Regions from separate parts of the Homo sapiens genome. Here region 2 is linked to region 1. Evidence: read pairs that join two places in POLR2A ChIA-PET (ENCODE). Cell type or tissue: PC-9. All regions are shown on one strand. Each heading gives the region's core, and the rest is flanking DNA. Links, peaks and the distances in the headings are about the cores only.

Region 1 (8,532 bases), core at 1,560-6,559:
CCTGCCTCGACCTCCCAAAGTGCTGGGATTACAGGCATGAGCCACCGCGCCTGGCCCCAAACTCTTCTAAACAAGCTGATCTCTCATCAACTAAGTGAAAGCTCTCTTATCACCAAGGGGATGGTACTAAACCGTTCCTGAGGGATCAGCTCCCATGACCCAGTAACCTCCCACCAGGCTCCCACCTCAAACACTGGGGACCACATTTCAACATGAGATTTGGAGCGGACACACATCTAAACCATATCACAGGCTCTATAATTTACCGCAGTAAAACTGTGGGCCTTGAGAACTTCTGTCTCCGCAAACTGAGTTATGTCCTTCTCTCAGTGGTTTCTTACTTTATGGACTCGGGATGTTCCTTTCAGAGTTCTTTCAGTGGCACTCACAGAGGTTTTTTTGTTTGTTTCACAGTTTCTTTTCAGTCTATGGATGTTGTCATCTTTAAATGAGCAAGATGGAGAGGGTAAAAATAGCCAGAAAAAAATAATTGGGAAGAGTATTGCGTTACAGGCAGAACAGAGTGCTGGTCTCCCGCTTGGTGGCAGGCAATGGCCCAGTGTCATTCAAAGGCATTCTTTTGAAGGAGTCATTCTTTTGTTGACCTTGGCAGAGACCAAACACTTTCCTGAAATAATCTTTCTTTTTTGTGGCTCTAGCCAGTTACTGTTTCAATGTGAAAGTAAAAGCTTGAACTGGAGAGGGGAGGAACGATGGGGAGAAAATAATGGAGACCCCTAAAGAGAATCAGCAAGTCCTTGCCCAAATAGAAATAAATTTCCTACTATTTTTCTCGGCCTTTCAGGCAACCTTCACTGTGTTTTCATCATTGTGCTTCCCGAGGGGGCTTATTGTTTTGTTAGAAGTCACTTGACAGACACACAGCAAAGGCTATTTGCATTTGGAGGTCCCGAAATGATTCTTTGGTTTGCTAAAGGTAGACCCGTGTCTGTCATTCACATCTGTAGTTTTAGTTTGTAAAGGTCTCAATTTCAACAGGAAGTTCTTTTCCTTAAGTGATTTCCCTAGATTCTGATTTGAGAATTAAGTTACTTCAAGAAATAGTTGAGGTTCATGATCTAGGAGACCTGGATCCAGGTCTCAACCTTAGCTACATTTCTAAAATGGTCTGGTTATAACTTTAATTTATTCACAATTTAAAATTAATTGTAAACATTAAATTAAGCATTTTTACTTTATAAAACTTACAAAATAGTGTTTCATCTCAACGACATTATACAGTTTGTCCACTTGGTGGCATCCAAATATTGAGGCACCATTTGCTTTAAACCTGTAATTCACCTTTTAACACTTCAGGGCTTTAGACAATTATGTGTTACTATTTTAAATTATAATCATGAAAACTATATAGAAAAATGTAAAATTGTGATATAAAAATGTGTAGAATATAAATGTACATGTATTTGCAATTATACAGTATATAATCGTGTATAGAGTAATGATCATTATCTGGAGTATGTATGAATACAGATACAAATGGAAAGGAAATAAGCAAAAATGAAAATGTTAGTTTTTCTCCAAAATTTCTTAAGTGATTTTTGCTTTTGTTTTGTTTTATTCTCCAGCTTAGGATAAGTTAGTTTTCTCAAACATTTCTAAATTATTTTTGGTTTTGTTTTTATTTTTTCCAGCTGTATTGAGGTGTAATTTCTACAGATAAAATTCATGCATTTTAAGGGGGAGTTTGGTGAATTTTGGTAGTTGTTTACAGTTGTATAACCATGGCCACAATCAAAATATAGTTCTATCACCCTAAAAAGTATTCTCATACCCCTTTCCCATAAATCCTTTTTTCTTCCCCTTGGCCGCAGGCAACCAGTGACCTACTTTCTGTCATACTTTTATGGTTTTTTTAGAATCTCATATGGATGAAATCATGCAGTAGTATATAGTCTTCTGTGGCTGGCTTTATTTTGTATAATGTTTTTGAGAGCCATTCCTATTGTTGCATGCATTAATATTTTGTTCCTTTTTATTGACTTGTATTCCACATTGTGGGTAAACCACAATTTGTTTATCCATTATCAGTTGATGGACATTTAGTTTGTTTCCACTTTGGGCCTACACAAGTCTTTGTAGACATAGTTTTTCCTTTTTCTTGGGTAAATACCTGAGAATAGTATTGCTGGGTTGTAATAAGTGTATGCTTGACTCTTAAATGCTTTTTAAAATTTATTAATAAAAAAATCAGTGATTTAAAAGACACTAATTTTTGCCAAGCAGATCAGAACAGATGGAACAAATACGGTGAGACTGAGTTTAAATAAGCTCTCATTAGAATGCTTGTAATACATCCTGTCTAGAAGGCAGCTGGACAATCACTTATAGAGGCTTAAAATTACTCATACCTTTTCACTTAGTTTTTCTATTCTTAGGAATTTACCATAGAGAAATAATCACATAAATACACAAAGATTTGTATACAGTAATACTCACTAAAGCTTTTAGATTATCATAAAATATTGGAAACAACTCAAATATTTAGTTCTGGGAAATTAATTATGTAAAAACGATAATCTCAATGAACTGACTCCATTCAGCTATTACAACTTCCATTTTTAAAGAAAGTTGAAGAACTTGGAAAATTGCTTACATATAGTATTAAGAAGAAAACAGCCAGGTAGAAAATTTTACAAGTGTGTGCGTGTGTTCTTATATGTACCTGCATAAGGAAAAAACTATAAGGCGATGTAACAAATTTTCAGTAGTGGTTGTACTTGGGTGGTAGGTAATCTAGACTCTTGATTTGAAAAAAAATTTATCTTTTCCTAATATCTAAGTCATTAAATTTACCCCCTCCCCCAAAAAAATGGATGACTTTGGGAGGCCAGTGTGGAAAGGACGCAGTCTGTTAGAGAAATGGGCTCAGGACTGGAGGTCAGGAGAGACAGAGGTCTCAGCTTTAGCTACGGGACCTTAACAAATCATCTTTGGGGCTTTGTTTTATGTATTGGTAAAAGAAAGGGTTCAACAAAATTAGCTGGTTTCAAATCATGTTCTGAGACCTCACAGGCTACAGTGGTTGGGTGCTTAGTTATTTGTCCTTGCAACAACTCAAGCAAGGTTTTGGGGTGTAATGTGTGTTTTGGGGTTTAATGATTAGAATCCCATGGAAACCCTAGGACTTTTACTGTTTTTTCTTTTTTAAATGAGTTCCACTGTTTGAAATCCTATGATTTCTTGGTGCTGCTTTGTAATAGACAAACGCTGGAGATCAAGGTAGAGAAAAAGACAGATCAACCAAGGATTAACTCAGAATCTTGTCAACATTTGCCATTTATTCTCTTACCAAATTTATAATTTAAGGAGGCCTATTTATTTGCCTTTCATTTTCATTTGAGGTATTGTGCCTATCTTTTCTTTTTGTGCTTCCCCACTTTCCTCTTTTTTCTCTTTCTTTTTTTCTTTTTTTTTTTTTTGAGACGGAGTTTCGCTCTTGTTGCTCAGGCTGGAGTGCAATGACATGACCTCGGCTCACTGCAATCTCCTCTTCTCAGGTTCAATTGATTCTCCTGCTTCAGCCTCTGGAGTAGCTGGGATTACAGGCATGCATCACCACACTCAGCTAATTTTTGTAGTTTTATTAGAGATGGAGTTTCACCATGTTGGCCAGGCTGGTCTTGAACTCCTGACCTCAGGTGATCCACCCGCCTCTACCTCCCAAAGTGCTGGGATTACAGCCGTGAGCCACCGCACCCAGCCTCTTTGTTTTAAATACAGTGGTTAGTGTGTGGTCATTTAGCAGAACAAAATTGATGGATTAACTTGAAGGAAAGTTTCCACAAAAATTCAATATGTTAATTACATTAAATATATATGCATTTATTAGAAATCTATAGTTATGGAAAGCTAGAGCAATTGTCTTGATCTAGAGCCATGGTCCTCAAACTTCACTGTGCATCAAAATTGCTTTTTGGTGGGCTTGTTAAAGCACGGTTAGCAGGGCCCCACTCATTACTTTCTGATTCATTAAATCTGGGGTGGGGCCCAAGAATTTGTATCTCTAACAAACATGCTTAGGTGATGTTGATGCTGTGTTCTGGGGACCACACTTTGAGAACCATTGATATACAGAGAACAAGGGTAAGAAAGGAGATAATTTTTGCTAGTTTTGATTTTTTTTACACCTGACACGCAAACACTACCTATAGTCTTTTTTTTTTTTTTTTTTTTTTTTTTTGAGACAGAGTCTTGCTTCTTCACCCAGGCTGGAGTACAATGGTGCAATCTTGGCTCGCTGCAACCTCCGCCTCCTGGGTTCAAGCAATTCTCCTGCCTCAGCCTCCCAAGTAACTGGGATTACAGGCACAAGGCAGCACACCCGGCTAATTTTTGTGTTTTTAGTAGAGACGGGGTTTCACCATGTTGACCAGTCTGGTCTCGAACTCCTGACCCCAAGTGATCCACCTGCCTCTGCCTCCCAAAGTGCTGGGATTACAGGCGTGAGCTACCGCACCCAGCTGCTATAGTCTTAAAGATATTTTTGTAAATCAGTTATGAAAGGCATGGTTAAAATGCATACACATATGGTTGCACAACCTTGTGAATATTCTGAAAAACACTGAACTATACACTTTAAAGTGGTGACTTTTGTGGTATGCAAAGTCTGTCTCTGTCTTAAAAAAATACATGTTGAATTTTTGTATTCCCTTTTCCCATTTGTAACCATATTCCAATTATTCAGCCTATTCTCACTCCCACTGCTCAAATGTTTGCTTTAAAACAACAACAACAACGAAAGAAGAAGATGAAGAACATTTATTTAGTTTCTACTTCTTATAGGAAAGGAGGGAGAAAAGGGAATTTCCAATGGTCAAGGTTCCAATCAGCACTTTTGGAACCAATTACGAGTGGGAAGGGAGTGTAGAAGGTTAACATACCTAAAACGCAATTTGGGACTTAGCGGCACATTTCTCTACAAACTTAACACTGTATCCTGGTGAGTTGACTGTGGAAGTTCATTAGCTTTATGCATTTTAATGTTCGTATTCTATGAAGCCTCCCAGACTACTGCAGTGCAATGGATTTAGCAGTGCAATGCAGAATTACTTGGCCAAACCAGATTGCATTGGCTAAACTAGGGAGGGGAGCATCCTATAAAATGCTATATATTTGCACATGCATGTGGCTAGCAGCCTGCCTGTTTCTGAACTAAGAACTCCTGTTCTCATGTGCATGTTTCTGGCATGATGCTGAATGTGTGTGCTGTTATTCAAAGACCAAGAGACTAAAGGCTCTCTCTCTCTCTACCTTCCCCAGCTGGAATGGGCACAGGGAATTATCCAGCTGGGAGTGTCAACTCTGGAACCTAATGCTCCGTTTTCCTTTCTGTAATGAACCCTGGTCCTGTTCCTGTGGCTGTGCTGGGCTGTGTTAGCCACTTTTAACAATTCTAATTCTGCCTAAAGACCTTGGTCTATTTGTTCTTTTGGAGTTGTGGCTTTTAAAAAACCTTAGTGGTTTTATTTGTCTTTCTCTTCATTTTATCTTCTTCACTTTGTAATTTATTTTTACCCGCTGTGAACATTTATATGAACATGTTTCAAAAGAGCAGAGTGACCTGCCTTACATAGGAGGCCTACGCACATGTCTAAATTGAGCTTCCTTTTTACCTGCTAGACAAGTTCTGTGGGTCACCTTCTTGAAGCCTGTTAATGTGCAGTTATTCTGTCTGTCCTTTGCAAAGCTTTTATGATGGACACAGCTTTCTGTTTATCAGGGTTAGAGAGAGAGAGAGAGACAGATTCCTTGATGTCTGTGTTCACGATTTCCGTGAACCGCATGTTGAGTCTCTCTTTAGCCTAGGCAGAGAAAATCTTTTCCTGCCATTACAGCAGAAGAAGAAGGGAAAATAATCACCTCCTTTTGTTCCTTCAGAAACGTGACTCACTTATCTTTTTTATCAAAAATGTCATAGAATACCTCATAGAACTAAGAAAAAATGTGAATGGGTCAAGGAAAGAATTCAATTAATAGTATATTTGAATCACTGATTACTTCCTTTCCTCCCCATTTCCCTGGGCAGCCAATGCTGATGCTGACATACTGACACTTGCCTCTCTTATTGTATAGGTACTGCTGAGTGACTTGAAAACTACCAAGTATACAAGAAATACACTTTGAAAACAACTGTACTTATACACCCAAAGGGGAAATTCTGAATATCTTATAACTGAAGTTGTAAGATAACAGCATCCTTAGTTATAGCTGTAGCAAGAAAGAGATAGGAAATTGAGCAGGGAAAAACCATCTATGATTGTGCCCGGATCCAAAATTTTCCAGTGGGTATGCTTAGTTTGGCCCTAGGACTGGTCTAGACAAGTGCCTTGGATAGCTCCCAAAATGCCCATATGCAGTCTGCGAGGTTTTCAGTGTCCCCGGGATAATAGGATTATGCTGATCAGAACTAATTACTGCACACCATTAAGCAGGCTTTCTTTTCATTTCAGTTTTGTTCTCTCCTCTCTTTTTTTCCCATCTTTTCTTTTCAATCTCTGGCCTAAAATGAAATTGCCAGGAACTGCAGCTGTCCTTGATTCAGTGGCGGACAACACTCTCTGCTCTTGGAGCTCCCAGAGGCTATACCTTAAAATCAGCTTCTGAACTTTTCAAGAATAGTCTTACTAGGCCCCACCTTTAAATATTCCCTTTTTTTTTTTTTTTTTGAGACAGAGTCTCACTCTGTCGCCCAGGCTGGAGTGCAGTGGCACAATCTCGGCTCACTGCAACCTCTGCCGCCCAGATTCAAAGCGATTCTCCTTCCTCAGCCTCCCGAGTAGTAGCTGAGACTACAGGCACCCACCACGCCTGGCTAATTTTTGTATTTTTAGTAGAGACGGGGTTTCACTATCTTGGCTGGGCTGGTCCTGAACTGCTGACCTCATGATCCACCTGCCTCGGCCTCCCAAAGTGCTGGGATTACACTGTGCCCGGCAAAGATTCTTAACTGAATCTATGGTGAGGCCTGGGCATGGCTACTCTTAAAAAATTCAGCAGTTAATTTTGAGGTATGATGTGGGCATCTGAACTTCGTAAACTCTTCAAATAAATCTGATGTGTGCTATGATGTTGAGAAGCACCCCCAGGAATGCTGGGAACAGAGGTAGTATCACAAGACAGAGATCCAACTCTAAGATATCCCAGCGCTGTCTATGCCCTGTTACATGGCATAGATTGCACCGGCAGCCCAGCCTGCCTTCCTCCTCCGCTTGTGCCTCCATGCTCTTGTTCTCTCCTTCCTCTCCCCATTGTCCATTCTTGTCTTCCTTTTAGGTCACCGGCACATTAAATCATCTGTAGACCCTGGGGGAGTCCCCATTCTTCTCTGCTGAGTTTGCTTTCCCTTAAATTGAGGATTGGGCTAACTCTTTGGGTAATTGAGCAAGTAATTGGTGGGCCTATTGGATACGGTTCATGTTTTTTCAAAGTAGTAGGGTGAGAGGGACCACATGCCTATAACCACTGTCTTCTCTCCATTCCTGAATCCTATTCTTTAACATCATATGGGAAATCATTAATTCAGAAACTCATTCTTTCCAACACTACTTACTAATCAAGCATTAAGAAAATATTCTTGTCTCTTTGATTTAAAAAGGAGGCTGAGATTATACAATATATCTATATTACCATGTGCACATGATTACATCCAAACCTTACTCACGTTCCCTTGGACACGCCTAACACACCAATGCCAGAGGGGCTCAATGCCAGATGCGCTTATGTTCATATGTCTTTTTATGGTGAAACTGCTCTGGTATAAGCCCTGGTAGGCTTTCTGTCTAAATAACTAAGATGTACATTTTTGATAAAATGGTTTTATTTTTTAAGAGATGCCAGTACATTATAGAAAACAACTTCTGGTATAGCTGAAGTTTTGGTAACTGTAAGTTGTTATGAATTTATTATTTTATGAAAACTTTGGAATCATTCTGTAAAGTTATTTTTTAAAATAGTACCATAAGGATTCTTATTAAAATTTCATATATAATACATATGGAAAATATATTTTTATGCTATTAAATATTTATATCCAGAAGCATGGTGCTTTTCTGTTTTTATTAAGGTCTTATTTTATGTTCTTCAATAAAATGGTATAGTTATCTTCTGAAAGGTCTTGTACCTTTCTTGATAAATTCATTTCTAGATACACTTTAACAGTTTTAATGAGGCGTGATTTGCCTTATAGATTGTGCAGCCATCCCCATAAATCAATTTTAAGACTTGTCCACTCCCACAAAAAGTTTCTTCATGCCCATTAACACTAACTCCTACTCACATCCCCAGCCCTAGGCAACCACTGATCTTTCTGTCTCTATAGATTTGCATTTTTTGGACCTTGGATCTAAATGGCATCATACAATATGTAATGTTTTGCATCTGGCTTCTTTTAGTTAGCATAATGTTTCTGAGGCTCATCTGTATCTGTATTGTAGCATGTATCAACAGTTTGATCCTTTTTATTGCTGAATAATATTCTATTGCATGGCTCTATCAAATTTCTTTAGTCATTCA
Region 2 (6,724 bases), core at 953-5,952, 270 kb before region 1:
CTATCTCATATATAGTTCACTCTTTGCAGTACAAAGTGTTAAAATGTCAAACAAAAATAAATATCAATGTTACAGTAGCTAGAATATTCAATAAAATAGATCCCTGCCATTCTTGATTGAAATGTTCAGTGAGACTTAATTTCATTTGGATATTATTTTCCAGAGATTTGCGAAGTCTCATGTTCCTGTTATTGCAGCTCATTTCTAGGGGGTGGTAAAGATGGGGTAGTCTCTCTTCCCAGACAAAATGCTGGGAGAGAGTGGGATGAGTCTGGGGGTGGGGTGGATCTGAAATGCCAGTATAGTCACGAGATCTTCAGGATGTGTATTCCTTCATTACCAGGTAGCAGAGCTGTAGTGTTTATTGGTCCTAACTGTGGCATCAGAACACTCCCCATCTGAAGAGTCACAGTCCGATTCTTCAAACTGCATGGGGTTCTGCAAAGGCAAGACAAAACCTTAATTCATTTCGATAATCACTCAGTAAATATATGTCAAACACCTCCCACACAACAGGCACTGTGCTTGGTAAGGGGGCTACAAAGGTAAACGAGACCAGGTCCTGTCCTTGTGGGACTTATGGAGAAAGAAAACACATGATGATTATGATTGCTACGACAATAAAAACAGTGCCCACCACACAACCACTTATATAGCGTTTACTATGCTCCAGGCACTGTTGTAAGTACTTTACTTATTTATTTATTTAGAGATGGAGTCTCACTCTGTCGCCCAGGCTGGAGTGCAGTGGCACGATCTTGGCTCGCTGCAACCTCCGCCTCCCGGATTCAAGCGATTCTCCTGCCTCAGCCTCCTGAGCGGCTGGGACTACAGGCGCGTGCCACCATGCCCGGATAATTTTTTGTATTTTTAGTAGAGACAGGGTTTCACTGTGTTAGCCAGGATGGTTTTGATCTCCTGACCTTGTGATCCATCTGCCTCGGCCTCCCAAAGTGCTGGGATTACAGGCATGAGCCACTGCGCCCGGTGGTAAGTACTTTATTAATACATCTGTTAATCCATTTAGTCCTCATGATAACACTATGAGACAGATGCTATTATCATCCCCATTTTACAGAGAGGTTAAGTGGCTTGCCAGGTCCCACAGTAAGTGGAATGCTACAATTTGCATTCAGGCAGTCAGATTCCAGGCTTTACACTTAGAACCACTATGCTAGCCTGCCTCTCCAAAGGCAGTCCTGAATATGAAATAAAGTGCTATATGTCCTATGATGGCATCATCCAGGGAAGAGTCAGGGTATGGAGTGGGGAGGCTCAGACCTTTAAAATAATTTTTTTTTTTCAGAGACAGGGTCTCACTGTTGCTCAGGCTGGAGTGCAGTGGTGTGATCATAGCTCACTGCAGCCTCAAACTCCTGGGCTTAAGAGAACCTTCCACCTCAAGCCTCCCGAGTAGCTGGGACTGCAGGCATGTACCATCAAACTCAGCTAATTAAATTTTGTTGTTGTTGTTGTTGTAGAGGCAAGGTCTTGCTATGTTGCTCAGACTGATCTTGAACTCCTGACCCTAAAGTGATCCTCCTGCCTCAGCCTCCCAAAGTGCTGGGATTGCAGGTATGAGCTACCACACCTGACCTGGGCTCAGACCTTTAACCGTGTTGGGAGATAGGAGTGGGAGGAAGTGATGTTTGAGTTAAATCTTGACATGAAGGGTTCCTGAGCAGTTCAATGTGTGTGTGTCATTTGGGAGAAACTGCCCTCATTTCTGGGAGCTCTGTTGATCTCTGTACGTCTACTTACTTCTTGGAGGCCTGATATGGTTTGGCTCTCTGTCCCCACCCAAATCTCATGTTGAATTGCAATTCCCAATGTTGGGGGAGGCACCTGGTGGGAAGTGACTAGATCATGGGAGTGGATTTCCCCCTTGCTATTCTCATGATAGTGAGTGAGTTCTCATGAGATCTGATGGTTTCAAAGTGGGTGGCACTTTCCCCTTTGCTTTCTCTCTCCTACCACCATGTGAAGACATGCTTGCTTCCTCATCACCTTCTGCCATGATTGTGTTTCCTGAGGTCTCCCAGCCGTGCTTCCTGTACAGCTTGTGGAAGTGTGAGTCAATTAAACCTCTTTTCTTCATAAATTACCCAGTCTCAGGTAGTTCTTTATAGCAGTGTGAAAACAGACTAATACAAGGCCACTGTTGTATCTTATTATTAAATGAAAATTGTAAAGGCCCTAGAGACTTGAACCCCAAAGAGCAAAAAAGGGAACAGTGATGGGAGGAGAAGGGAGAAGCCCCCACCTCATAGCCACGTTCCTCCACACACAGCTTGCCCAGAGACATCTGAGTCTTCACACGGCGCACGGCACACTCCTTGTCAGAGAGCCCATCCGAGTGTGAGGATATGTCAATGGGAATCTCTGGCGTCTGGGACAGCAGGTCGTCTAGCTTCTCTGCCAAGCGGTCTTCAAGTTTATCAGCTAACTCATCAGGACTGTTTGAGTGGTCACTGGTATTTCCCTCTTCTCCATCAGACACAGAGAAATTCTCAGAGCTAAAGGTTGAATATGACTGGCAGCTGCTGATACAGCGATGGGGCCTAGAACCAAGAAGAACCAGGAGAACTTAGTCAGAGGAACAACTGCTTTTCTTTCCTTATCTGTCACTCATAGTAGTGGTAGAGATAATCTAGTTTTTTCCCTGCCATCAAGGAGGCCTAAGAAATCAAGATAGGTAGAAACTATTTAACTTTTAACATTAAGGCAATGGACTGAATTTTATCCCCCATGAAATTCCATGTTGAGGCCCTAATACCAGTGCGACTGTATTCGGAGATAGGGCTTTTAGGAAGTAAATAAAGTTAAATGGATCATAAGGGTGAGGTCCTGATCAAATAGGATTGGCAGCCTTATAAAAAGAGGAAGAGATTCTCTCCATTCCTCCCTCCCACCTTTTTTCAACATTCATGTGCGGGGCAAAGACCATGTGAGGAAACAGAGAAGGTGGCTGTCTGCAAGCCAGGAAGAGAGCCCTCACCAGAAACTGAATCTGCTGACACCTTGATCTTGGACTTCCCCAGCTCCAGAACTTGAGAAATAAGTTCCTGTTGTTTAAGCCATCCAATCTGTAGTATTTTGTTATGGCAGCCCAAGGTGACTAACACAAGAAGGAAATTTTAATTTCCCCTTTCATTTGGTTTATATATTTATGTGACTAAACACTACACTCCAAGCTGATGGCTATGACTGGCCTTTGAAAAACATCAGCTTGTCTAATCACGTTATGTACATATATGCATAGTATGGAATGTCCAAATTGAAATTATGCCTCTTATTTAGAGAGTCATAGATTCTCACAGGTGAAAGAGACTTTGGAGAATCTCTGGACTAACTCATTTCCCAGATGAGAAAACTGGAGCCAGAGAAGGGAAGTGACTTGTTTAAGGCCACACCATGAGAAAAGGCAGAGCTGAGGCTTGGGCTGGGTCTACACACACTTTGATCAGTGTCCTTCTCTAACCTCCATCCCTCACCTCCCTGTCAATCCACCCCAGCTTCATTTCCCAGAGCCCAGTGTCCACTGGGCATGGTGGCCCTGGAGGCCCAAGTGCTTTCACTACCTCTGTTGACCAACCTTCAACAGAAATGAGCATGGAAGGAACATTCACTCTGCAGCTGTGGGTACTGCCCAGCTAGTTAGTAGCTCATTCCAGTTAACATCTGAGTTTGGCTCTGATGAGCCAACGCTTCTGGGGAGATAATTTGCAAAAGTTCCTCAGTTCCTTCCCGTTGTTTATAAGCAGCTTAGTAAATAAGGATGTTACTAGCTTACACTGGCTTAAAAAAACATAAGAAAACAAATAATAAAGACTTCCTTTTTCTTTTGCCATTGTCTGATCTTTCTGTATTTCTTAGTCTAAAGAGTTTTGTTTTGTTTTGTTTTTTTCTTTTTTTTTTTTTGAGACAGAGTCTCACTCTGTCGCCCAGGCTGGAGTGCGGTGGTGCCATCTCGCCTCATTGCAACCTGTGCCTCCTGGGTTCAAGCAATTCTCCTGCCTCAGCCTTCTGAGTAGCTGGGACTACAGGCATGCCCCACCATGCCTGGCTAATTTTTGTATTTTTAGTAGAGACGGGGTTTCGCCGTGTTGGCCAGGATGGTCTTGAACTCCTGATTCAGCCTCCCAAAGTGCTGGGTTTAGAGGTGTGAGCCACAGCACCCGGCCTAGTACAAAGAGATTTTATGCCATATGACCTAGGCCTGGCTGATGCCCAGGACAGGTGATGGGGTGAGTTGGTTGGGGGTCAGGGGGGCAGATCATGGATATATAAGAAGAGGTCATAAAGAGTCCAGGAATAGCAGGGAATGAGAACAGATTTCAATTTTGTGTATAATGCAGGGATCCAGGATATAACTTATCAAAGGGCCAGGAGTCCTTTGGTTTGTAGGGAATTCCTGTTTCCAGGCAGGTACACAAACCTTCCTGGGGAGACTTCTTAGAGCATTACTCTTCAAGAACAGAATGTCCATTAGCAGAAAAAGACCTCTTGGTAGGAAAACTATCTTATTCTCTACATTAGAGGCAGCTTTTATTCTAGAAGTAAGGGGAGATGGCCCTTATTGACTCCTAGCAGGAATATTATTATCGCTATCTAAGCAAGAAGCTATTTCTAAGGCTGGGTTGAAGGTGGATTCAACTTATCTAATCATATTTAACTTGAGATATAAAATCTAAGGCATGGGGAATGCTATGGACTGAATTGCCTTCCTCCCAAATCCATCGGTTGAAGCTCTAAACTCCAATATAATTGTATCTAGATAGACCCTCTAGATAGGGTCTTTAGGAGGTAATTAATATTAAATGAGTTCATAAGAGTGGACCCCTAATCCAATAAGACTGTGACCTTTTAAAAGAAGGAAGAGCTCTCTCTGCCATGTGAGGAAACAGCAAGAAGGTGGCTGTCTGCAAGCCAGTAGGAGAGCCCTCATCAGGAACTGAGTCAGCTAGAACCTTGATCTTGAACTTCCCCAGCTCCAGAATTGTGAGAAATCAATTTCTGTTGTTTAAGCATCCAGTTTGTTACAGAAGCCTGAGCAGACCAACACAGGGAGGCACACTAGAAACCAACACAATTACCCATAAAACAGCATGGCCATCTGTCACAAACTGCCCACTGTATTCTCAGTTGTAACCTTGAATCTGTATTCATGCTCCTCATCATGAAGTTGCTGTAAAATGAATGCTAATGAACTAGGATCTGCTGTGCACGAACAACTGCCAAAATGTAGCAACAGGAAAACATGAACACAGTGAGTTCAAAGTTCCCTATAAGGTGGCTGCCAGGGAATCACCTGTGGTTGAAGAGCAGGTGTGGCAAACTTAGGATTTTTTTTCCCCATTCCACTAAAAGCAATCGTGTGCATTTGTTGGTTTTACCTCTGTCTTCGTGGAAATTCAACTTCACTATCTACTTCCCCTTCTTCCTCTTCTGAGGAGTCATCTCCACTCTGAGGAGAACAAGGATTAAGAGTTTTATTTATTTTAGTGTCACTCTGTCTCTCTCACCCCATCCCCACTAACTGTAAAAAATGTAATTATCATCAAAAGTCATTCATTTAGTAGTAGCTTGCTGAATGTCATCTTTAAACATACATGTCCTCATTATTCATTTAGTAACTTTTCCAGGGTACCTATGATGGCGGGCCTGCATGAGATGCTGGAAGACGTGTAGAACTGAGTGAAATTTTCTTTGTCCTCAGAGAGGTGATGGCTCTATTAAAGTGTCCAGAGGTGAGTGATGGAGAGGGAAGTTGGAGAGGAGGTCTTGGATTTGGGGTCAGTCTCTTGTAATCATTGTCACTAGTGGTTCCAGGCTCTGTTATAGAATTGATCTTTGAAATCCTCAAAGCCGAACAATTACTTTTTCCCTTTTTATATACCAATCCCTTTTTCACTAATATTATGTAGTTAGATAGACATTTTTGAGGGTCAGACTATATCCTGTTTGTACTGTATGCCTCACTCCATTAATACAATACTGCATACAAAATTGGTGTTATCCCTATAAATATATATAATTATTGTTTGTCAATTAAAAGAAAGTGCTTAATGCATTTTTATTGAGTCAGCATGTTGGCAGCAATAAGGGAGCTCTGGCTGGGACACCTGAGTCCCCGTGATTGCTGGGGCTCCATGGTTGATCTGGAAGGCGGGGTAAGTGTCCTGACTGAGGTGATCTTCCTTTACAGAGAACTCATCTCACACCAAGGGCATAGGAGCAGCCACACTTAAGATCAACTGTCCTTAACCACAGCATCATGATACGCTGGATTACCCAATCGCTTGTAAGGTGGGTAATTGGGTCCAAGGAACTGTACCAAATATTGAGAATAATTTACCTTTTAAAAAGTCAGTTCTAAAATATCATGAATCTTACTCATTTGTATTCTGATATGCTTTTTTTTTTTTTTTTTTTTAAAATAGGAAAGACAGAGATGAAGTTATCCTGACTGCTGAGATGAGCAGTTTACCCTAGGAGGACCTGTGGGACTATGTTTTGGTAAAGAAAAGTTGAGCTGCTCTGTGGGAGTGAGGTTCCAATGAAGCCAAATGTACAAGGTGTGTGTTCTATGGCCTAAAGACCCGTAGATGGTATCACAATGGCATGAGAAAGGTTCAAAGATACATGTTATTTGGGGGAGCCTGGGGAATGTGGTGACTGCTAAAGGGTGTGGGGTTTCTTTCTGGGGTGATAAAAGTGTTGT

The links. Peaks named below come from ENCODE experiments on the same cell type or tissue, not always from the same donor. Only the 100,000 strongest peaks of a DNase experiment are listed, where the experiment ranks them.
Region 2: POLR2A ChIA-PET joins it to region 1 with 17 read pairs; 2 of 35 experiments call an interaction of 5 or more read pairs at or near these places.

What each region holds. Positions count from the first base shown.
Region 1 is chr3:185,208,789-185,217,320 of GRCh38, reverse strand. The region is part of intron 5 of EHHADH (enoyl-CoA hydratase and 3-hydroxyacyl CoA dehydrogenase); the gene reads left to right. Among named protein-coding and RNA genes, the nearest start is that of MIR5588, 40 kb to the left of the region's middle. In PC-9, for the core only: no CTCF peak of the experiment used is centred there; no DNase peak of the experiment used is centred there.
Region 2 is chr3:185,476,069-185,482,792 of GRCh38, reverse strand. It overlaps MAP3K13 (mitogen-activated protein kinase kinase kinase 13), which reads right to left. Exons shown (of 14, transcript NM_004721.5): 12 at 5,397-5,467; 13 at 2,264-2,561; 14 at 1-438. The coding sequence ends at 337. LOC101929018 (a long non-coding RNA gene) reads left to right here and starts at 1,482. Exons shown (of 4, transcript XR_007096199.1): 1 at 1,482-1,575; 2 at 5,646-5,750; 3 at 6,209-6,309; 4 at 6,444-6,724. RefSeq lists an enhancer at 1,566-2,765. In PC-9, for the core only: no CTCF peak of the experiment used is centred there; no DNase peak of the experiment used is centred there.